Linked DNA regions of Mus musculus: regions 2, 3, 4 and 5 are each linked to region 1. Evidence: chromatin loops called from intact Hi-C (ENCODE). Cell type or tissue: heart. All regions are shown on one strand. Links, peaks and the distances in the headings refer to the core of each region. The heading gives the core; the rest is flanking DNA. Region 1 holds the start of Rev1 (REV1, DNA directed polymerase). Region 2 overlaps Cracdl (capping protein inhibiting regulator of actin like). Region 3 has its middle 13 kb from the start of Lyg2. Region 4 holds the start of Mitd1 (MIT, microtubule interacting and transport, domain containing 1). Region 5 holds the start of Txndc9 (thioredoxin domain containing 9).

Region 1 (4,389 bases), core at 244-4,243:
TTCCTAGCCTATGCCACTCTCGGCTTCATGTTTCACAGTTTCTAGAATGTTCCCTGGTCTCCGTTCCTCGCCCATGTGGCTCCGGTGTTTCCCTAACAGAACCAACCTCTCAGTCCGTACTGCAACTTTCCTCGCAGGTTCCCACTGTGCCTGCAAGATTGCCCTCAGATGGTAGCCCTGAGCCTAGCCTGCAGCTGTTGCCTCTCACCACACTAAAAGCTTTTTAAAGACAGGAAATCAATATGTTTGGCCACGGGCATACAGGGTGTACCATATGACTGATTACTCGTTGGGTCACAATGAATGTTGTGAACTGTGTTGGTTAAATACGAACCTGAATGTATGTTTGAGAGTGTTAAGTCCTGGCAAACCAACTCTGCTTTCAACACCCTCCGTTCACGTGGGCTTGAGCCACGCCCTCTTATTATTTCATCTGTCAGCATAATGGATGGAATGCTTTGTAATAATAAGCACTACCTGGCCATGTAAGTCACTGTGAACAGACCACTGTCAGGGGTTCCAGAACAAACTTTAAAAGTATATATATATGGAATTTACTGCCAGAGGCCAAGTGAATGTGTAGCAGAATTCATGTCCTTTTATTCATAACCCTAAAAGGGCCATTGACCTGCATTCTTACGGGCTTCTTAAGGTGTCAGAAATGATTAAATTTTTTTAAAAAATCAATTTTAATGAAGCTTAGGAAAGGAGTGAAAAGGTACAGCTCCCCCAAGGATTCCCAAGTGTGGGGCCCAGATGGGTCATCTTAGGTGCTGTCTCCAAAGCCTAGCTCGCCTTCGATAAGGAAAAATATAGACTTTATAAAAATAAATAGATGGGCAAGTGAATCTTGACAATAAAGTTAAAATAAGAACTTTCTGAAGTAGATAAAAATAAACCCTGGGCAAACTTGTTCGTAACACAGACTCTAGAATTTATCTACCGTTTATTTCTTCTCGCCTCTCGGTTCTGTTTGTTTTACAGAGAAAGACATCTTCTTTCCACTTTCTTTCAACTTGACACAAGCTAGGGTCATCTGGGAAGAGGGAACATCAACTGAGAAAACACCTCTATCAGAATCGGCCTGTGGACAAGTCTGTGGGACAGATGATTGATGTGGGATGGGCCAGCCCACTGTGGGCGGTGCCCACCCTGGGTGGGTGGCCTTAGTTGTATCAGGAATAGAGGAGCAAGCCATTAGAGGCAAGCCAGTGAAGTGAGCAGGGCTCCTGAGTGGTCTCTGCTTCAGTTCCTGCATCCAGGTTCTGTCCTGACTTCCCTTCCCCGTGGGTTGTAAACTGTAAGGTGAGATAGGCCCTTTCCTCCTTAAGTTGTTTTTTTGGTAATAATGTTTGTTGCAGCAAAAGAAAGCAAACGAGGATGGGACAGTTTGTTTATTTGCTTGAGAAAAATACAGAAAAAGTAATCTTTGATTATGAAAGAAGAGGAAAAGTATTCACAAGTTATTTTTCAGTCTCAAAAATAAAGTTTTGGTGTTTTTCTCATTGGAAATAACTGCTGTGTAGAGACAGTTTTTCAAAACTCCTCACAAGCCTCATTTCCCGCCCAGCGGTATTTCCGAACACAAGCTGGTGGTGTTGCAGCTCGTTCTGAAACTCCTGCAGTTACACTGTATCTAGCTCTTCAATTGTGGGTCCAGAGAAACAGAGCTGGGAGGGAATACTGAAGTTGAATTCATAAAGGAGAGCGAGCAAGTGGAGCAAAGGGGGAGAGGTTAAAATCGAGACAGATATATATATTTCCCATGTACATATACATACACAGAAAGAGAGAGAGAGATTTCGATTATCTCCTGTCTCTCTGGGAAAGGAACCTCAGGTTTGCAAAGTCAGTTTTAAAAAGAGTACTACTGTTTTCTAAGTGCCTGCAAACTCCTTTCAAAAGTCTTAAGGTGGGGAAGGAACAAAAGTGTTCAGTCTAGGGCGAGGAGTTGGTTGGCTTAATGTTTGAGCATTCCAACAATAAAGACTATCACAATAACCATGCAGTCTCCCATTGAACAGACACTACAGAGGCGGGGGAAATGGGCCTTAAGAGACTGTTTTTTTTCTTTTTTGCTAGGTGTATTTAACATCCACGAATAAATTGTGTAGCTGCTGGTTTTTTGTTTTTGTTTGTTTGTTTTTAACCATCACAAGGGAAAGCAATTTTCTTCAGGTCTGTGTGTTGCAAGTGGGAAAGGCAGGTAGAGCACAGGACCGGCAGTGGTAAGATTGTGAGGGACGTCGTGTCTGGACACAGCCTAGCTGGCTGCCAGCAAGTGACCTGGCATTCCCGCAGACCCGTGTGGGCCGCGGTTCTCCGCTCGCCGACCGAGCATGTGCTAGCCTGTGAGCGTCCTGGCCGCCGCTAGGTGGCGCCGCACATCAATCGGAGCGCGGTGCGGCGACGCGTTTCGCGCCTCGGCCGACCCTGCGCGGTCGTCTACCCGGTTAGTCCCGGCACCCGCGCCCTCCGCGGCGGCTGGGGAGCCCGGGCGGGGCGGGGCGGGGCGGGGCACGGCGGGGCGCGGCTGCGCGTCGCTGCAGCACCATTAGCTAGCCGGCCCCGGCGGGAGGCAGCGTGGTGATGCGGCGGGTCCCGCGCCACCTCCGCCCAGCCAGCCGCACGGTCACGTGCAGCCGAGGCGCTGCTCTCCACCCCCCCTCCCCGCGGGCGCCGGCGCGAGAGGAGGGCGGGGCCGGGGTCGCCTCGGGCCGGGCGCGAGCAGCGCGCGTGCGCCGCGCCCGGTGAGTGCGTGCGGGGCCGGGCCAGCGGGCCGCGGTGTGGATGGGAGGGGGAGCCGGGCGCGCGCCAGAGGAGCGGCGGGGGAGGGGCGGAGCTGCCGCGGAGGCGCGAGGCGGGCGCAGCGACTGAGGGAGCGTGGGCCGCGGTGCGGTGCGGTGCGGCTGGGCGGCCGCCTGACCGGTTGCCTTCCCCGGCGTTCCCCTCAGCCGCGGGGAGGACACTGAACGACGGCGGCGCCCGCGAGGCCCGAGGAAGCGGCTGGGCCCGGGCATGGTGGCCTGGGGCGGCGCGGAAGGTGAGCGACCCCCGGGCCGGCGGGTGGGGGAGGGGTACCGAGCCTCCGCCGTCCCCGCCTCCGCCGCACGAGCGGCCCGAGGCGCCGAGGCCGGGGGCTCGCGGTGCTGCCGCGAGGCCTCCTGCCTGCCGCGCCGCGTCGCCCCTGCGCCTCCGGCCGCCGGGTTATGTAACGCGTGACCTCCCGTTCCCGCTCCACACCCGGCGCTCCGTCGCGCGCCGATCGGGGCGCCCGCGGCCCTGCCTCCGAGTCCCGCCGCTGGCGTCGCAAGTCACCGGTTCCTCCTGCGCCGGCGCCTGGCCGGCCATTCATTCCCTCGCGCGTTCGAGTGTCCGCTCCGCCAGCGTTTGCAGAACGTGGCAGGGGGCACCCGGGGCCCGCGCCGCGGGTCTTCGCTCGTCCCCGGTGCATCGGCTTCTCCCCTCTGCCTTGCTCTTAGGCATCCCGGAGGCAGTGTTTCTCTCACTCCTTTTCCCTTGTCACTTATCTGTCCCCTTCATGTGCAGGACACCTGTCCCCAAGTGTTTGTACAGGTGCTCAGTTCACACTTGGGTGTGCTGTTATAATAACAGTCGGGGTGCACCGAGGGGGCACTTGTTTGTTTGGAGACTCTTCCTGTCCCGGGTTTGCAAAGCCCGGACTTTCCTGTAGTATCGTTCCTTGATTGTTTAAAAAAACACTACAGGTGATACATGCCTAGGATTTCACCGTGTGTTTTTTGGTGTTTCTTGGGTATAAAGTAGAAATGGTATGTAGATAAAAACAAGAGACCTCATAAAAAGGATTTGTAACTATTAAGGGCTATGTAACAGCTCTTAAATTATTTGCTTGGTCTCTGGCTTCTCTAGTACCTGTTCTTCCTTTACGTAGAGTAATAATACCACAATCTTGTTCCTATGGAGTGCGCATTAGCTCAGCTTAGCAAGACTCCATAAGTTTGCTTTCCCATATTGACCGGGCTTTGCCCAGGCAAATGCTGCTAGAATACCCTTCCGGCCCTTCCAGTGCTACCTGTGATGGACACTTGGAAGCTTACCTGGAGCTCTCCATCCAGGACTTCAGTCTGCACGAGTGCACTCGTTCATTGCTTAGACTACTTACTTGCCATTTTTCTTGAATTTCTGTTTTCTTGTTTGTGTCTTGTAGGTCCTTTGAGGTCAGTATGTACCAAAATCGTGTATCTTGTCATGAAACTTTACTCCTTTTTATGGTAAATAATGCATATTTGTTCATTTTCTTAAGGGTGGGAATCACTTTTAACATTAAATCTCTATGTCATCTCAGGTAGAAAAATACACATTTTCAAAATTAATGTGCTGAAATACGTAACTCCACTTCTTTAACAC
Region 2 (4,389 bases), core at 183-4,182, 450 kb after region 1:
TTGTCATGTATGGATGCTAAAAACTTTTATATGGCTCACTTAGTAGCCAATCAGGTAATGATTAGATGGACATTTTGGAAACACTCAGGACCAGCGTTTGGTGAGCACCTCCGTGTGTACCTGTTAGAACGTTCCTTTCAGCACTTGGCCAGGCCATCCACACCTGTGACTCCCCATTTTCTGTTTCTGCAAAGCATTGAGGTTAACCAGAGGTGAGTGATCTGGTCAGCTCAGGTCTGACTGTGTGCTCAGGCCTGCATGTGGCCTTAGAGATGAGAGGTCTGGTCAGCTCAGGTCTGACTGTGTGCTCAGGCCTGCATGCTGCCTTAGAGATGAGGGGTCTGGTCAGCTCAGGTCTGACTGTGTGCTCAGGCCTGCATGTGGCCTTAGAGATGAGAGGTCTGGTCAGCTCAGGTTTGACTGTGTGCTCAGGCCTGCATGCTGCTTTAGAGATGAGAGGTCTGGTCAGCTCAGGTCTGACTGTGTGCTCAGGCCTGCATGCTGCCTTAGAGATGAGAGGTCTGACTGTGTGCTCAGGTCTGCATGCTGCATTAGAGATGAGAGATCTGGTCAGCTCAGGTCTGACTGTGTGCTCAGGCCTGCATGGATCGTAGAGATGAGAGGTCTGGTCAGCTCAGGTCTGACTGTGTGTTCGGCCTGCATGCTGCCTTCTGGGTTCCCAGGAACCTGCCAAATGTCCCTTTAGCAAAGCTTGGTAGCTAAGTCTCCTGTTCCCGCAGCAGTGACCATCTGCCTTAGGCGTCTGTGAAGTACTATTTGGCTGTAATTGACTCTAACAAACACCTTATTTGGGAGGTGAGATGTTTTTCACATTGGATAAGCACCTTCCTAAATTACAGTGGGTTTCCCCTTTCTAAAGTGAGGGAATTAATACATCTTCAGCATCATCAGCATCATCGCCACCACCACCACCAGCAGCAGCAGCATCATCGCCACCTGCAGCAGCAGCTTCATCATCATGGGATGGAACTTTAAAGAAGCCTCAACCTGCCGAGCAGTTGGTAGCGCACGCCTTTAATCCTAGCACTTGGGAGGCGGAGGCAGGCATGGGGTGGGGAGGTCCTTATTCCAACATTTTCTGAATGTTGATTAATTAATTTGATCACTAACAGTGTCTTGACTCCCACGGACTGTTAGCTAAGCCAGCTCAGTTTGGTCACATGTTCACTCTGTCCCGAGGCATGTTATATACATCCTGTCACAGTGAGCTCTATTGCTTCAAGAAGTCGGGGGCTGACTGCCAGGTGAGAGCCCAGCTTCACCATCTTGCTGTTCTCAGCATCTAACGTTCCTCTCACCCGTGTTGCTTGCTCTTCCTTACACAGTTTGTGCTGGGCTTATGCACCTAATTTTTATCATACTTCACCGGACATATCTTTGCAGTAATTCCATCATTCCAGATTGTAAACATTCTCGCTGTTGAAAGCACTATCACACTTCTTAGGTATGATTTATTTCTGCCAAGAATGTTAGATAGTTACTCTGTATTAATCTCCATTAAAAAGGGGGGGGGGGAGGAAAATGCAGTTGCTTTTCCCACCATGCCTTCCCCAGTGGCGTGAAGTTCGAGGAGCGACTTCTGAGTCGGTCTTCCTTTAGGGTGTTGATCTTAAGCCTGGAGTTCAAAGGTCATGTTTGCTATCCAAGTTGAGTGCCAGCTGCACCCTTCCCTGTTGATGAAAGTGATTTCAGCCATGGGTTTCTGTCATTGCTTTGACTGGATGTCTGTGTGGGTTGTAGCTTGTGTACTTGAACTTGACTACTCGGTTGTCATTTGTTTCAAGGTTTGCGGCAGGAAGCCCAAGATCGTAGTCTGTCATCTTGACCTCTGAACCATTTGGGTGATGTTTGATGCTGGGGACTTTGGTGCTCATCCTGGCTGTCTCTGGAACTCAGGGCCTCTCATCCCTGGTAGGAAAGACCAGTTTATCTGGCAGGAGGTTCTAGCCTTCCCTCCCTCTGCTGCCCTCTGCTGGCCATGCTGGGCGACAGGACACCTGTAATTCTGTCTTTCCCCAGCACAGGCTGCTTCCCAGGCTCAAACCATCTCATGTGGGTGGCACTATTTCTGAATCCCAGTGAGTGAAGACGGACAGCCAGAGCAGGCTTGCCTGGAGGTGGTGTGGGTGGGTCTCCATGTGCTGCATTTTGAGAGCTGCCAAAAATACCAGTGAGCAATAATCCCTTCCATTAGCTCCTTTGTGCATGACATCATCTCTTTGGGTCTGGAACAACAGTCTGTGTGACAGACCTTGTCCTCTTCTTGTGACAGCTGAAGGACTTACTAGGGAGGGGACCCCAAGGCTACAGGGAAGACAGCAAGGTGGAATTCCTTTGGCACTCTTCAGACCTGAGTGTACCATTCTGTGGTGCAAGGTTACTGCACCTGGCTGATTGTACCGGTCGCACTTTGTATTAGTTTTGGAGCTGGTGGGAGCAACCCGCTGCTGTGCCTTGTTGTACTTTTGTGGTGTGCAGAGGCCCTGGCTGGGACCAGTGGGTGCCAGGGAAGACACAACTCACAACCTTCAGTCTTGTATGAGCCCCAGCAGTGACTGCCATTCAGAGGTTATTTCGGCTAGTGCTGGGCACACAGTGGGTAGCACCTGAGTCCTGGGAGGTGGATGCAAAGAGGAGTACCAATGGATCCTTAGCCATTAGTCCAACCCATCAAACCCCAATCCTCCTGCCTCTCTGGCACTCTCTTTGGGTAGCATTGAATCTTCTCCTGTTTTGGTCCCTCTGGATCTGGTGACTTACCCGACTCTGGACCACTGGTGATTCATTCGGAGTGTCTCATCCTCCCCACATGAGGCAAAGGCTCACTGTCCCAAACGCCCTCCACAGCTCTCTGTCAGTCTAGCTGCCACTGAGTCTGTCTTCCCTTGTCATCTCACTCAGAGGCCATGAGTCTGAGATTTCCTTTCTCACTGGAGAGCACGAGGCCCTCAGAACCACGGGATCCATAGAGGGGTGGCCCAGGGCTGAGAGTTTGCCCATCTTCCGGGTTACTGGGCTAGTTAGATGGGATTTAAAAGCACGGACAGTGCCTCTGCCACTCGGAACTCTACAACACATAGCTCTTCATTGGCTGGCACCCACCTTACAGTTCACCACCATCCACCCTGGATGCAGCCTCACTAGAAGTATACCAGCCCCGTTTGTCCCAGAGATGCAAAAGCTGAGCCAGAGAAAGTACATCCAGACAGCCTCAGGGACTTCAGATGCTCTTGACGTCACTCAGCCACTGCTGCTGCTGCATGCTCATGAAATTGGTTGGGACTTTTTTTCCTTTCCTGCAGATAAGCCTTGCAAAGGGTGGTTGGCATTTAAGAACAGATTTTCATGGTCCCCACAACTGAAGCCCCTGGTAGCTGACTTCAGGAGAAGCTGCGGCTGCATACAGAGCCTCTGGGTGTGTGGGTTTCCTTTTCTCTGCAGGCATCCTGCCAGGCCCAAGAGATAAATCCTTCCAACAGTTCCAGAAAGCCCTCAGTCTCACTCTCCTTGGTCTGAAACCAACCACAGGTCACCAAGGAGACGCAACAGCATTGACTGGATCGATCATCTCAAGCCTGAGCCATCGGCTCCCATCTCAGGCTACACCGTGTATTAAGAGTGCGGCTTTGGCAGATTCTTATGGAATCTGGGCTCTCAACATAGTTTCCAGTTCTGTTCAAAGCATGGTCCCCTCTGTCCAGCGGTGCCTAGGAGTAGGACTCCTTTTGAGTAGAGAGAAACCTAATCAATCATTAATCCATTACCCATGGGTCCTCATTTCTAGGTGCTGCCTACTGTGTGCTGAATAGGGGCTGAAATTCCACCTCAGCTGGCCTTACTTGACCTCCAGTGGCTCACAGGGAAAGCATTGTGTGTGGGAGCAGAAGCCTTGGACATCGAACTGAGCCTGCCTCAACCTGGTCCACTTGTGACTTGGATCCATCGCCCTTACTGTCCCCTTTCTGGGTTGGAAAGCATCCCGCCCTTCCCTGCAGACTCTAGGTTCTGTGTGAAGAGCAGCGCTTCCAGGGAAACCCAAAGCCTGCACTGTAAGAAGCAACTCTCAGAATGGACTGGGTCAATTCTGAGGGCCTCCTATCTCTTCTCCAGAGGTAGTGCTCCCTGATTCCCACCAGACAGATTCCTGCTGGACACGGCGGGCTTCCGAGCCTGCATGAGGCATGCACTGAATTCGCAGCAGCAGCAGTTGCTTGTCTCTCAGGTGAGCACTGCATGCTTATATTGGAGGTGCATCCCCATGGCACTAAGTTGGTAAGCATCAATTTAGGCTTACCTCATGTATCGAAGGTTACACCCAGAGGTCACAGCATACCTCACTCCACCGTGGCTGTCACCAGAAATCACGTG
Region 3 (4,389 bases), core at 226-4,225, 230 kb after region 1:
GCCTCAAATTCCTTATATTTGTTGCCCATATTCCTCTTAGAGATACGCACCAGGCTTTTCAATGTAAACTTTACTTCTAATTTTTAAATTTTTCTCCAAAGCTGGGTGAAGAGAGCTGTTGTAGCTTGGATCTGGAGTGCCTGTCTCCCAAAGCCCCCATGTTCAATCCTTGGTCCCAACTTGGCATCAATGGGAAGAGTGGAACCTTTAAAAGATAGGGCCTACTGAGAAGCCTTGTAGCCATGGTGCACACAGCCTGGACTTGGATATCAAGCCCCAGCCCCCCCCCTCTTCCTCCCGTTCATTTCCAGCTGCAGGAGGTCAGCAGCTCTGTTCCCTCGCCCATTCTCTACCAGGACATGTTGCTTTGATTAAGTTTTGTGTTTTCTTTTGTGTACCAGCTGAATAAATGTTTTAAAATAAAACAAAACAAAACGTCTCCCTATGCAGCCCAGGCTGGCCTGAGACTCTTTAAGTCTTTTCCCTCCATCTCCCCGGTGCTAGGGTTCCAGGAATGCATGATCATACCTATCATGTGAAAGCTATACCCATCTGTATTTCTTTGTAATCACTGCCCTTAGTATAATTATCATTACTGACTAACAGTTTATTCCATACAAGGAAACTAGCAAACAGAATATGCAGAGTTAGTGCCTAAGATTGCCAGGGACCAGCCCCTGCTGAGGCCAGGGCTTGCAGCTGGCGGATGTAAGAGCATCGAGGGAAGCTTCAGAAGGGAGACACCATCCAGTTTTGTTTCATGAGAGATGGAAGCACATCTCGGTATGGCTTGGCCTAGTCTGACAACCTGTGTCTCTCACAGGCTATATTTAGACACAAAATCATTTCCTCAGGAACTTTATTCATTGATTACCCAGCTTTTCAAGATACATTTTCTTCTAAAGCCTTCCTTGATTACACAAGAATAGTGAAAGAGGAACACAGCAAGCAAACAGTAATTTTATGAGAACTAAAACCTAACATTATGATGAAATCAATTTTCTTCTTTTTTTTTAAAGATTTATTTATTATTATACATAAGTACACTGTAGCTGTCTTCAGATGCACCAGAAGAGGGCGTCAGATCTCATTAGGGAAGTCTGGGAGCCACCATGTGGTTGCTGGGATTTGAACTCAGGACCTTTGGAAGAGCAGTCGGTACTCTTAACCATTGAGCCATCTCTCCAGCCCCCAATTTTCTTTAAACTAAGTATCTTCTTCCTTAAGATTGGTGTCAGAAAGCCTTGTGGTTGCAGAAATACCAGACAGGATGACATTTTGAATTTGATTCTGTTTCAGTTTGGCACAAAATTAATAGATCAAAAGTTATTTCCTACTCCCCATTGTATCAAGCTTGGATTTCTACAAAGGTTCAATTTCTCTGACCTCTGTCTAATTCCTCCTTCCCTTCCTCTATATTTCTTTTATAATTGACATAAGACCACTGTCCTTTCTCTTAGATTCCTAAAACACTGTGCAGCCCCTTGCTTAAAAGCAAAGGCGGTCTGTTCTTTGTTTGTAATATATAGAAAAGTTCTGGTCAGGAAGGCAGGCAGTTCACGGAGCCAGCATGCTTTCTTCTGTGTCTCTGTCATGAACCCATGTTTCAATACAATTCCCATCTTTCTTACAATTCTGTAAAGAGCAGAACAACATCAGGATTCCTAAAACTGCTTCCTTCAGGAAGGTACCAAGGTTTGTCATTAACTGTGTGGCCAAACTCTCTTCCGATTCACACTAGTTCCTTGTTTCTGAAGCGAGATCTAAAAGCCTAGTGATTCAATTCATTTGCCAGCTGCTAGAATTCCCTAAGTTTTTCTTCTTTACTAATTGTTCTCACATCCTGTCTCATGCTTACTAGCAACACTCATTAATAATCTAAAAGTGTATCTAAATAGTAAGTTCTAAGAAAGACTCAGTTTTCTGCAGAACTGTTTTTCCCAGGGAACAGCCATTGATTCCACTCTTGTTTACAGCAGCTTCTTGTTCCAGCTCTAGCTTTCAGAGAGGCCTTTAGCAGTGAGAAACATAAGTATCATGTGTGTAGCGGATTTCTACCCAGGGCACTGGAGGCTCAGTCCGGGTCATCCAAGCTCTGGAACTTTGTCAAACAGTGCCTTCAGGACGCTTGGCACTGCCATAAGGTCACTCACTTTATATTTTAAAATTGCAAGGAAGTAAAAATAGAAATAATACACAGATAATAATACTCAGCTTGCTGACTGCCATTTTAAGGGTAAGCTTCTTTATTTAGTGTCCAGTGTTTTATATCTGACTCTTACTAGAAAAATGGTCAGTTGGTCACCAGAGGCCAGACCAAAACCTCTGGCCAGACAAATGCAGTCCCAACCAGATAAACCTAAATGAATAATCCTTAGCGACACGAGGTCAGGACTAAGGAATGAGTCTCTACAAGGTTTTGAGACCACGTGAAGCAGAGGAACACCTAGCTGAAGAGCTTGTCACACACAGAGCCCTTGGGGGTGGACTACAGGGTGGATTGTTTCAGCTGGTAGATTGGGAGGAGCCAATCTACCAGCTGAAACCTCCTGCCACCTCCTGGCCACACATGTAACTTCTCTTTTCCTTGAGAGGGGACAAGACGGGTGGTTTTCTTCTGGACAGTAGAATGTGACCTAGATGAAGAGTCATCCATGATTGTTTTACAAGCTTAATGGTGTTCATTCTGCTAGAGGCCCCCGCCCCACCTCCCCCCAGCGCTGGCTTTGAAGAGGTGACTTGCCCATTCTACAGTCACAAAAAAGTGAATTCTGCCAACAAGCTCAGAATCTGGAAGTAGATTCCTGCTCACATTTAACTCTGAGAACCACACATTATTAGCAGGAAGTATGTATTGCAGCTCCGTGAGACACTAAGCCAGTGGTTCTCAACCTGTAGGTAGTCAGTCCTTTGGGGATGAAATGACCTTTTCCCAGGGGTCATCTAGGACCATTGGGAAACACAGATATTTACATTACAATTCACAACAGTAGCAAAACTGCAGTTATGAAGTAGCAACAAAAGAGTTTTTTGGTTGGGGGTCACCACCACATGAGGAACTGCATTAAAGGGACCCAGCATCAGGAAGAATGAGCACCGCTGGTCTAAGCAGGCTACCAGCTGGGCTCTGACCACTCTGCAGCCTCACAGAAACCATGAGGAAGCGCGTGCTTTATGCAGCTTTGCCTGTGTAACAACAGAGAGCCGCCCCCTCGGCCTATGCTCTTGACTGTCTCTTCTTTAGACATCTTCATTTTCTAAATATTCAGCGTAACAATCCTTCCGGTGGTGGGCTGCTGAAGTTAAGATGATTACCCAAACTGCAACTCTTTAGAGAAAACAAAACAAAACCAACCTAGTTTCTCCAGGTCTCCATAGTAACATTAACACCAAAGGGTGACATAGAATAGTTCCTACGTATACAGGATTTTCCAAGCCCACTGTAGGCAGGGGTATGCTTGTGGCACTAAATGGGCAGGTTTCTCTCCAACTAGACACCATTTTAAAGTGGCCTTTGGGCTCCTGTTTCCTCTAGGCCACACATATACCAGACATACAATAATTAATAAATTAAAACTGCAATTGGCTTTCAGCTCATTAATAAATAAAAGCTGATTTCAGGCTTGTAGTTCAATGACGCTTTTGCCTTGATAAGTACTCAACATTAAGACCTGTGCCAGAACACTGGAACAAAAGAGTTTGCAAATGTTGGTGTGGCCTGAGCTGAAAATTACCAAGGACAAAGCAAAGCAAAGGGCACAAGAACGCAGGCTCTCCTTTAATGAGCTGCACGGGCTTCCCACTACTGAGTCTCCCCTAGAATTCTTACGACTTCTCACTTTCCCAGGTATCTGAAAAAGGAAGGAGATGAAAGGATTCTCCCCTTGCCCGGCAGTTCAGCAGTTAGGAGCTCACACTGTTCTCCCAGAGGTCAACGCTTGGGTCTCGGTGCCCACTGCCCCTGGACCTCCAGACCCAGGGTATCTGGCACCCTCTTCTGGTCTATTCACACACCTGCACTAATGTGCACCCCCTCCCTCAAACACACACACACACACACACACACACACACACACACACACACACACACACACGCACATTACTAAAAGTAAATGTTTCTTTTCTTATTTTTATTTATTTATTTTATGTATAAGAGTACACTGTCTCTGTCTTCAGACACACCAGAAGAGGGCATCCAATCCCATTACAGACGGTTGTGAGCCACCATGTGGTTTCTGGGAATTGAACTCAGGTCCTCTGGAAGAGCAGTCAGTGCTCTTAACTGCTGAGCCATCTCTTCAGCCCCAATATAAATATTTCTTAAAAATAGATTCTTTATTTATGTAGGGATTTAAAACAAGGGCATTGTGGGTTAAGGTAGACATTTAA
Region 4 (4,389 bases), core at 390-4,389, 240 kb after region 1:
GTCACAACAAGTATAAATAATATTTGATCATTTTTCTTTGTCAGAGAAATCACAGAAAATGCAAAACTAGATGGTACTGAAGAAATTCTACCTCTTAGAATCAGAACCAAGTGCCCTCTTATTTTACATATGAGGAAGATGACTTGCAGAAAGCAATCACTTCCCCAAGGTATCCAGCCATTAGGAGAGTATGTACAGATAGGCATTGGTGGCACATGCCTCTGACCCTACACTTGGGAAGCCTGGGACAGAAAGAAAAGTCCTCCCTTTCAGACTCCTCATCTCCCCTCAGGAACCCTGCCAACCACTAGGGTTGGCATGTATGTACACATGGGCTCACTTTGTTTGTTGAGAGGACAACTACACCAGCAGCTATGAACACACTTTGTGCTCAGATAGTGACTTTAATAGCACTCGCTTCAAAGGGCTCCTTCAAGAGACAGCTGACAGTCTGCTGCAACCTGAGGAACCAGGAAGTCGGTACTCAGAAATGCAAACCCAAGGGAGCGTATTAAAGGGATACAGACACAACTGAAACAGCTCCCAGTGGCCATACTGGAGTGACTATAGTTAAACAAACACACAACAAAGTTTCAGTTTATAACTGGGACCTACACTGTCATGGATCAGTCCACACTTACATACAAGTAAAGGGACTGGAGCACTGCTCCCAGGAGTGCTGTACAGAACAGCAGGGGTTGCCATTAAGGAGAACAAACTGACATGTAACACTACCTCCACCAGGAGATCAGGGATGGGGAACACCAATGGTGATCAGAGCGGACAGCATTCCAGCCAGGGCTACATAGTGGGAACCTATCATAAAACAGAACAAAACGTTGCTAGCACCTATACTTGATCCCAGGACATGTAATGAAATGACTTCCACCACAAAGCCGATACATTTAACTCCACTTAAGAGAAAAACCACCGTGGACTGAGGGTTATTGTGTGTGCTAGCTAATTTTATGTCACCTTGCCATAAGCCCTGCTTGAGTTCCTGTCCTGACTTCCTCAGTGATGGACTATGATGTAGAAGAGAGATGTGTCTCTCAAAGGAAAATACACCCTTTCCTCCCCAACTTGCTTCCTTTTTTTGGTCATGGTGCTTCATCGTAGCAATAGTAACCCTAACTGTGGAAAACACTTCATTAACACATTTTCAAATATCTCACTTCTCGAAACTGCCAAGGTCATCACAACTAGAAACCCGAGAAACTGGCCAAGAACCCAAGAGCTACACAATCATCATTATATACAATACACACTACATTGGTGTCTGAGTTGGATCCTGGAATATAATAGGACATGGACACCCAACAAAGCTAAAGAAATCTGTCTTAATAAAGCAAATGACGTTAATAACGTACCAATTTGGTTCAGCAGCTGCACTGAGCACCCTACACTAATATTTGATGATAAAGGCAGAAACTGAGCAGGGAAGGTACAGGTCCCTGTACTAAGCTTCACTCACCACTTCTCTTGAAATCTAAAATTGCCTAAAGCTAAAAGCTCATTTATTAAAAAATAAATTAAAAAAAATTAAAGCTGGAACTAGGAATATGTTTCAGAGGTACAACGCTTACCTGGCATGCATGAGTTTCTGGGTTCAACACCTAGTTGAAGCTGGAGGTCTTCTCCCTATTTTGGCTCAAACCTTCTCTTGTCAACAGGTCTACCTGGATCACGCTGTTTCAGTCCTGAATGAGGACTACCTCCACCAAACAGCTTAACATTCGCAGCCACAGCCCTGCCAGCACTTCTGCACCTTGCCTTACTTGAGTACTCGTGTTCTATTGTACTTTGCTGGTTTACCATTTAGTGGCTGTCTCCACTCTGTACACGGGACAGTGCCAGAAGACAAGGACTTTATATTTTGGTTTGGATCTGCTCAAGTCATAGATGTGTCTCTCAAAGCAGCTTCGGCACTCAAGATTCTCTGCTGAAGTTTAATTTCAGATATAAGCAGGCAGCACCATCAAAACTGCTTTTTGTTGTTGTTGTTTTTCCTTTTGGTGAGGGAAGGTACTGGGGATTGAACCCATAGCCTTGCATACAGAATATAAGTGCTCTGAGCTGCAACTCATTTCAATACAGTAGGCATTATTCTTATGTGCGTAGCTTTTGGACCTTGAAGCAATTATACTGCCATCTACTGTACAACAACTTTCCTCTGTACTGTTGCAAATACCAGAAAAATGGGGCTGGAGACATGGCTCAGCAGTTATGAGCACTGGCTGCTCTTCCAGAGGTCCCACATTTAATTCCCGGTGACCACCTGGAAGCTTACAAATGTTTTTTTAACTCTATCTAGTTCCAGGGGATCTGACTATCTTCTGGCCTCCATGGGCACTACACGCACATGGTGTAGATATGACAGGCAAAACACCCATACACATAAAAATAAACTGAAAAATACCATTTATCACATGGGATATATAACCTATTTCTATTTTCTAATATGTTAATATATGAGTATACACAGAAAAACAAAAGGCTGCCAAAACCATTTTTCCTCTCCCTCACCCCGAAAGGTTTGCTGGAGTTTTGTTGTTGTTTTGCTTTTTTACAATGGTTATGCACGTAAACAGCTCTTTACCCCTAAACTACAACACCAGCTCGTAAGTGGTTCTTTAATTAATTTCTCTTTCTAAAGGGTCAAGGTATATATCTATAACGAGGAGTGAACATTCCTGAAAATACAGAACACTGAATTTCCCGTGCAATCAACCGCGTTCTCTGAAATCAACAAATGTCTCTCTTCTTCGAATTCCCAGGACGTAAAGGTAGTAGGCAGCCGTCATAACGGCCTCTCAGCCACCAAAAGCAGCTGCTTTAACAAGTGACAATCACAGGGGCCTGCAAAATCACTGTCTTTAATAAACAGCAACTCCAAAAACTCAGCACTCTAAAATCGCAACATCTTAAAATTAAGCAAGTTTTGCCTTCTTAAAAAAAAATAATAAATTTCACTGACGCTTGGATGGCTCGGACCTAGATCTACACGAGTGAGACTCTCAGAGACACGCGCGTCGCAGCACGACTCGAATAAAGTGACAACCTGGCTGCTTTCAGAAGATCAAGAAATAGGTCTGCGGGACCTCCAACTCGAAACAGAAAGAAAGTCATTTCGTAACTGCAGAGAGAGCCTCTAGCTCCCACGACCGCACTCACCGGCGACCGCTGTGTCCACTCCGAACGTCCCCGCAGCCGGAAGGAGAGGAACAGAGGCAGGTGGACCCAGTGCAACATTCAAACCACGCCGTTGCCGTCACAGACCGTACGGTTCTTTGGTTCCGGGAAAGGTTTTTTTTTTTTTTTGTCCCGGCCCATTCACAACGCGCCATAGAAGACAGCGCAGGCGCAGCGGCGTCACGCGTGCGCTTCCTGGAAGCGCAGTGGGTCAGCTCTTGGAATTTGCTGGCGGTGCCCAGGAGTTGTCACAGTGATGGCTAAGTCCAGCCTGGGACAGGATTCCGATAGCACTGCGGCGGTGGCGGTACTAAAGCGGGCAGTAGAGCTGGATGCAGAGTCCCGGTACCAGCAGGCTCTGGTGTGTTACCAGGAGGGGATTGACATGCTCTTGCAGGTTCTGAAAGGTGAGCGAGTTTCGGTTTCCGCTCTGTCTGGGACTGAGCGGAAACTTAAGAAAACGAAACTTACTAACTACCAGGAAGCATTCAAATTCAGGAGTTATATTCTGATAATCTGCAGGACAACGGAGGTGGTGGCCTTTGCAATAGACCGATGTTATCGCTAAGGACCATAAGAGGCATAACCAAATATAATCTATAAGGCTTGATAGGTCTTGCGTTTGAATCAATTTTATTCTTCGTTGTTGTCAGTTTGTGACATGATTTTTCTCCTTCCTCTGGCTCACCTTCCTGCCCTCACCCCAACTATGATCCATTGAGTTTCACTAGGGTGGAAGTTTGTTTACAGAGCTATGTGCACGTTACCAGCGACTACAGCACTGACTAAATTGTCTCTCCCTCCTCCATCAATGATTATATATTCATTCTCAAGATGGGGGTGCATTCCACGGCCATTTATTCTATGTGCACCAACCAGTTGTCAGTCTCTGCAGTCACTACCCGGTACTGGTGGAAGAGGCTTCTCTGACCATGTGGACTACAGCACTGCTCTATGGGCATAAACATAATGAGGTAGAGGGCAGTTTGGCAGATACATCATGTTGATTTAATAAAACTACAGCAGTAGTAGTACGGCCCCTAGGGCCTAGGACCGCCACAGTCTTGATTTTTAGTTAGGTATAAAGTACCAGATGAGAGTCCCTCTTGTCAAGCAGACTTCACATCCAATCAGAAAGCAGTTGGGTACCACATTTACCACGATTGCGCCAATGGGCTCATCTTTCCCAGATGGTTG
Region 5 (4,389 bases), core at 261-4,260, 130 kb after region 1:
TAACACCCCATATGAGGTACCGAAGTTTTTTAAAAGCCAGGCAATTTTAGTGATCAGGGCAGAGCCCCAGACTGCTTGATCCACACTGGGGAAAGGCGCCTGAGCAAGGATCTGGTAAGCACTAGACCATGCAACATAAACCTCACAGGGTGCACTGCCATCAAAGTGAGCCAAAGGGATGCACCAAGAGCCTGTTCTCAAATGGTTAGTGTGTTAGTATACCAAGAGTGGAGCTGGATCTCTTCTGTTCTAAAGATTTCCCACAGGGGAAAATCTTTTATAAACAAATCTTTACTAAAACTGCAGACAAAAATTAGTATCTTTCCTTCCAATAGCTTTTCTCCATCGTTAAAAAGTCCGAAAGGTAAGTAAAAACTAGAAACTGAGTAACAAAAATATGGATTTTTTAAATTTAAACTTGGTATAAACATGAATCAAACAGATAAACTGGAAAAAAAAAAACTTTAAAAACTCAAGGAAGCCTCCTAGTAATCTACTCCTGTAATTCCTTACAAGGTGAAGGAGAGTCAGGAGGTTCAAGGAAGCCCCTCTGGCCACACAGAGAAGCAGCCAGGCTAAGCTGTGTGAGACCCAGTTTTAACAACTCTAAAAAACGCTATCAGGGAAAACAGAAACTAGCTTTAGAGGTAAGAAAACAGTTCCTATTCCTTAGTCCAATCCAACTGTGGTTGTCTTGTTACATTTCTACAGGGCCCCAGCACAACCTTTATCTTCCAGATACACCTGACGTTTGTACACATGAAAGGCCTCAGATTTGGTTTAGACTGTCCAACAAGTGGGTATTTTAGAACTGGCCAAGTGATGATGTTTGCAGACCGGCAAAGGCAGGGTAGGGTGATGATTTAACACAGAAACAGACAATGCAGAGTACATACATAGATAGATGACTGATAGAACTCAAAATTCTTCTCAGAAAAATATAAATAAATAAAATGTTACTCACGTATGCCAATGTCCTACCAAAGGTTCAGGAATATCTGCTTACCTCTTTTTATTCTCCTGATTTGACTAACAGTAACTTTCAGGCCACTCTTTGAGAAGCCCTACCCCCATTCTAGAGGAAGTTCTCAGCTTCCCTGCTCTACAGAACCCTCCTCTGTTGTCCCTCTTAATGCTCACATCTAAATCTGTAATAAACCCTGTTCCTCATAAACACTAACTCTGCCACAAGAAACCCAGAATCTATTCCGCAGACCAGTTTACATTCTCCAACAGACCTAAAACCAAAATACAAGCCTAGTCTTTAAATTCTTCTTGCCAGATAGCCAACTGCGAGGTCCACACACTTAAGTGTTCCGACATACACTTCAACAGCTTTAACTTCAAAACCATGTCTGTGTGAGCCACAGCGATGAAGTGCCACAAGGCTTGGTTTTGTTTTCGGTTACCTGTAGTGTTTTAAATTAAGTTGAATGGCCATTACTTAAAGATGAAATGGAACAGATGGTTGCAGACGCCCAGGAAGTCAACTCAACTGAAAAGGGTAAAAGAACTTAATCGAACGTGGCACAGGCATGCTCCCCAAATCTCCGCCTAAGTAGCTCATAAACACACACTCCTTCCCCTGAAAAGGCTTTTTCTTTTAAGGTTAGAAAGCAGCGACCCTTGACTGGTTTCTTCCCCTCCTCCTTTCTTAAGGGAAGCGGTAGGAAGCCAAGACATACGCAAAAAAAAAAAAAAAAAGAGGCCGGAAAATGGAAAGCCAGAAAGCAGGACTGGGCAACCGGGACTTTAAATAACCCCAGAAGTGTTTCCAACTTGGCACACGGGAGGAGGGAGCCGCTGGGCTACCTCTCCGCAACCCCGAGCACCTCCGAAGTTCCTGAGCCGCTCTGGGAGGCGTTCCCAGGGCCAGGGGAGGCGAGGGAGCCGTTCCCGGCCCGCCCCACCCGGGCTCTCCGGGCCCGGCTCGCACTCACCTGGGCCGTAGGCCTGGCTTAGCAGCGCCCGAGCCCGGCCCCACACCGCCCGGACCCCCAAACGACCTCCGAGCCCCTCAGCCCCACGCCTCGGACCCCAGCCCGAGCCCCGGCCGCGGGACGCGCCCCGTCGAGGCTCGCCCATCCAGGGCCCCGCGCGACTCCCGGAGGACCCCCGGCCCGAGCCCCGCCGCCTACCTGTCTTCGCTCTTGTTTTTCTGTTTCTTCCCCATCGCTTGTCAACGGCGCTCGCGGCCCCGGCCCCTCGGTTCGGTGTCTCACAGACCCACTGTCTCCCGGCTGACTCCAATGCCCGCTCGGCTCGGTCCCCCTCGCGCCGCCGCCTCTCGCACCCGGCTCTCCACAGACCCGCGCACTGGGACAGGGCACATATGGTGTGAGCCCTCAGTACGCAAGCGCATCGCCCCGCCGCCTCGGCGTGGGGACGCAGGGCGCGGCTCATCGAGAGCGGCGCTTCGGCTAGAGCGTCTCCAGTAGAGCCGCCGGCCAGGTGGGAACCCAGGCGCCCCCTCGCCGCAAGTGAGCGCCGCGCACCGACGTCCGGCGGATCCCGGGTTCTAGAACCTAGAGGACGACAATGAGGCCGTTCATTTCTCACGTCGGCACCCTTCCCGGGGCTGGCTTTCGACGCAGAAGTGGGACTGAAAATTCTCCCCTGCCTACGCGGCCTCAGCTGCGGGAAGTCCATTACAGGACCACAAAGAGTCAATGATGAGCGTTCTGGGGGTGGCAGGACAAAAAATGGGATCCCTCTCAGAAACACTCATGAATTGTCAACTGTGTACATTTATTAAGGGGAAAAAGACATAAGGACACAGCAACGGGTCCCCTAATATGAATCTTCGTATGAGCAAGTTCTAAAAATTCATGTGCCTAAGAAAGTCAGGAGGGAAGATCCTGGCATGGTGAAAATTTTCTCCATGTTTCGGGGCGATGTTACTAGTGTGAGCTGTGTATAAATTATAATGTACTGTAAGCTACACTTTCGAAACTATTAAACACAACGAGAAATGAAGCCCCTCTGTCACTCAGGCTCAAGACCCGGCTCGTTTCCCGGTAGAGCCGGGACCCGCAGTCAGTGCACAAAGAACTACAATTCCCAACGTGCCTAGCGCCCATCCCTCCGGCCATTAGCCCACGTGAAGCGTAGGCTCGGAAGCCAGTAGTTCCGGGTGGCGGAGGATAGGGCTTCTCCGAGGCTTTCGTCACTCGCCACCGCCCTTTCCGCGAGTGTCTCACATTGTATCGCGAGAGGACTGTAGCCAATGAAGTGGCGGAGTTAACAGCCCCTTCTCTGCCCTTAACAATTGCTGCGAGGTTGAAACCTGTGTGAACCCGGTGGGTATTCTTGATCTGCGGCTTCCTCTCTCCGTAGGCCTCATCAATAGTCCAGGTACGGCTGAGGGTGATGTGGCCGATAGTGCCACAGCGTCCCAGTGTTGATGAAGGACACATCCTCGGCTGGGATCGAGGGAGCGGCTGGGAGGGCCTCGTCTGGGCGGCTGCGGAGGCTACGGCGCATGCGCCCCAGTTAGTGCGAAATCGGGTCCCCCCGGAACTACTCCACCAGTCTCTTGAGCTCAGGGAGTGGCGAAGAGTCTGCTGACAGGTACATGGGGTTAGGGTTTCGGTTAGGAGTTTGTAGGGGAGTACATAGGTGTCAGGGCCCCCAGTTCGTCGGTAAGAATAATACTCGATTTGGTTCAATAAATAGAAAGTTATGTCCTTACCCCCAATATAAAGGCAGTGACCACCTCCGCCTAATTCAGGGCAGCACTTTTAGTCGCGTGAAGCTCCGCATTTAAACGTAAAGGTCTCCTGTGAAATTCTCGGTGATAAACGAATACTGTGATGCAGATTCTGAGTGGCTGGTCTCGGATCCTTCTCTCTCTTCCCCGAGTTAGGGATCCTGGGAGTACAGCTTCTTTTCAGTTGTATAGTATTTATGAGAAGCTGACAGTTGGAGTTTTTAAATGACCTTATGTAGCCCAGGCCTATCGCTCCAAATATGAGGTGTGACCCTTATGCTTCTGCCCTTGAGAGCTGAGGTTGTAATCATGAGCCACCATGCCCAGGCTTATTTTGTGTGTGAGCTGATTAGTTTTAGCTGTCAACTTGATAGAATAATCTACGGTCACCTAGGAAGAAAGACTCATTGAGAAATTGGGTAGATTAGGTTGGCCAGTGGGCATGGCTCAGAGAGTAGGGATTGTCTTGGTTGCATTAATTAATCTACTCCCAGATTAATGTTGTTCTCCAGCAGATGTTGGACACAAGTAGACGTGTGTGTAATTACTTCTCTCTGCTTCAAGAGCCTGCCTTTAGTCGTAGAAGCGATGGGCTGTCACCTGGACTTGTAACGTTTATGTCAGGATATTTTTGAGGAAGTATGCCGAAAAGCAAGCTAGTGTATTTAGGGATTTCCCTG

The links. A loop is a pair of places that touch in the nucleus more often than their neighbours do. Peaks named below come from ENCODE experiments on the same cell type or tissue, not always from the same donor. Only the 100,000 strongest peaks of a DNase experiment are listed, where the experiment ranks them.
Region 2: it touches region 1 in a loop (6-fold over the local background); 5 of 42 quality-filtered maps call a loop at or near these places.
Region 3: a loop joins it to region 1, with 7 times the contacts of the local background. A loop is called at or near these places in 8 of 42 quality-filtered maps.
Region 4: it touches region 1 in a loop (4-fold over the local background); 8 of 42 quality-filtered maps call a loop at or near these places.
Region 5: it touches region 1 in a loop (6-fold over the local background); 14 of 42 quality-filtered maps call a loop at or near these places.

Annotation. Positions count from the first base shown.
Region 1 is chr1:38,128,116-38,132,504 of GRCm38, reverse strand. Rev1 (REV1, DNA directed polymerase) reads left to right here and starts at 2,839. Exons shown (of 23, transcript NM_019570.4): 1 at 2,839-3,043. Gm5099 (predicted gene 5099) reads right to left here and starts at 422. Exons shown (of 6, transcript NR_151587.1): 1 at 335-422. In heart, for the core only: CTCF peaks have their summits at 2,355 (motif pointing right) and 3,291; DNase peaks (open chromatin) are centred at 2,614 and 3,274; H3K4me3 peaks cover 2,350 bases; H3K27ac peaks cover 2,582 bases.
Region 2 is chr1:37,676,196-37,680,584 of GRCm38, reverse strand. The region is part of intron 1 of Cracdl (capping protein inhibiting regulator of actin like); the gene reads left to right. Among named protein-coding and RNA genes, the nearest start is that of Gm39628, 6.2 kb to the left of the region's middle. In heart, for the core only: a CTCF peak has its summit at 1,991 (motif pointing left); a DNase peak (open chromatin) is centred at 2,004.
Region 3 is chr1:37,901,528-37,905,916 of GRCm38, reverse strand. No RefSeq gene overlaps it. Among named protein-coding and RNA genes, the nearest start is that of Lyg2, 13 kb to the left of the region's middle. In heart, for the core only: a CTCF peak has its summit at 2,577 (motif pointing left); no DNase peak of the experiment used is centred there.
Region 4 is chr1:37,889,370-37,893,758 of GRCm38, reverse strand. Mitd1 (MIT, microtubule interacting and transport, domain containing 1) reads left to right here and starts at 3,348. Exons shown (of 7, transcript NM_026913.3): 1 at 3,348-3,599. The coding sequence starts at 3,449. It overlaps Mrpl30 (mitochondrial ribosomal protein L30), which reads right to left and starts at 3,282. Exons shown (of 6, transcript NM_027098.3): 1 at 3,175-3,282; 2 at 736-816. In heart, for the core only: CTCF peaks have their summits at 2,163 (motif pointing left), 3,186 and 3,388; a DNase peak (open chromatin) is centred at 3,328; H3K4me3 peaks cover 2,531 bases; H3K27ac peaks cover 1,510 bases.
Region 5 is chr1:37,996,074-38,000,462 of GRCm38, reverse strand. Txndc9 (thioredoxin domain containing 9) reads left to right here and starts at 3,255. Exons shown (of 5, transcript NM_172054.4): 1 at 3,255-3,354. Eif5b (eukaryotic translation initiation factor 5B) reads right to left here and starts at 2,453. Exons shown (of 24, transcript NM_198303.2): 1 at 2,139-2,453. The coding sequence starts at 2,173. In heart, for the core only: a CTCF peak has its summit at 2,482; DNase peaks (open chromatin) are centred at 2,382 and 3,192; H3K4me3 peaks cover 3,551 bases; H3K27ac peaks cover 2,517 bases.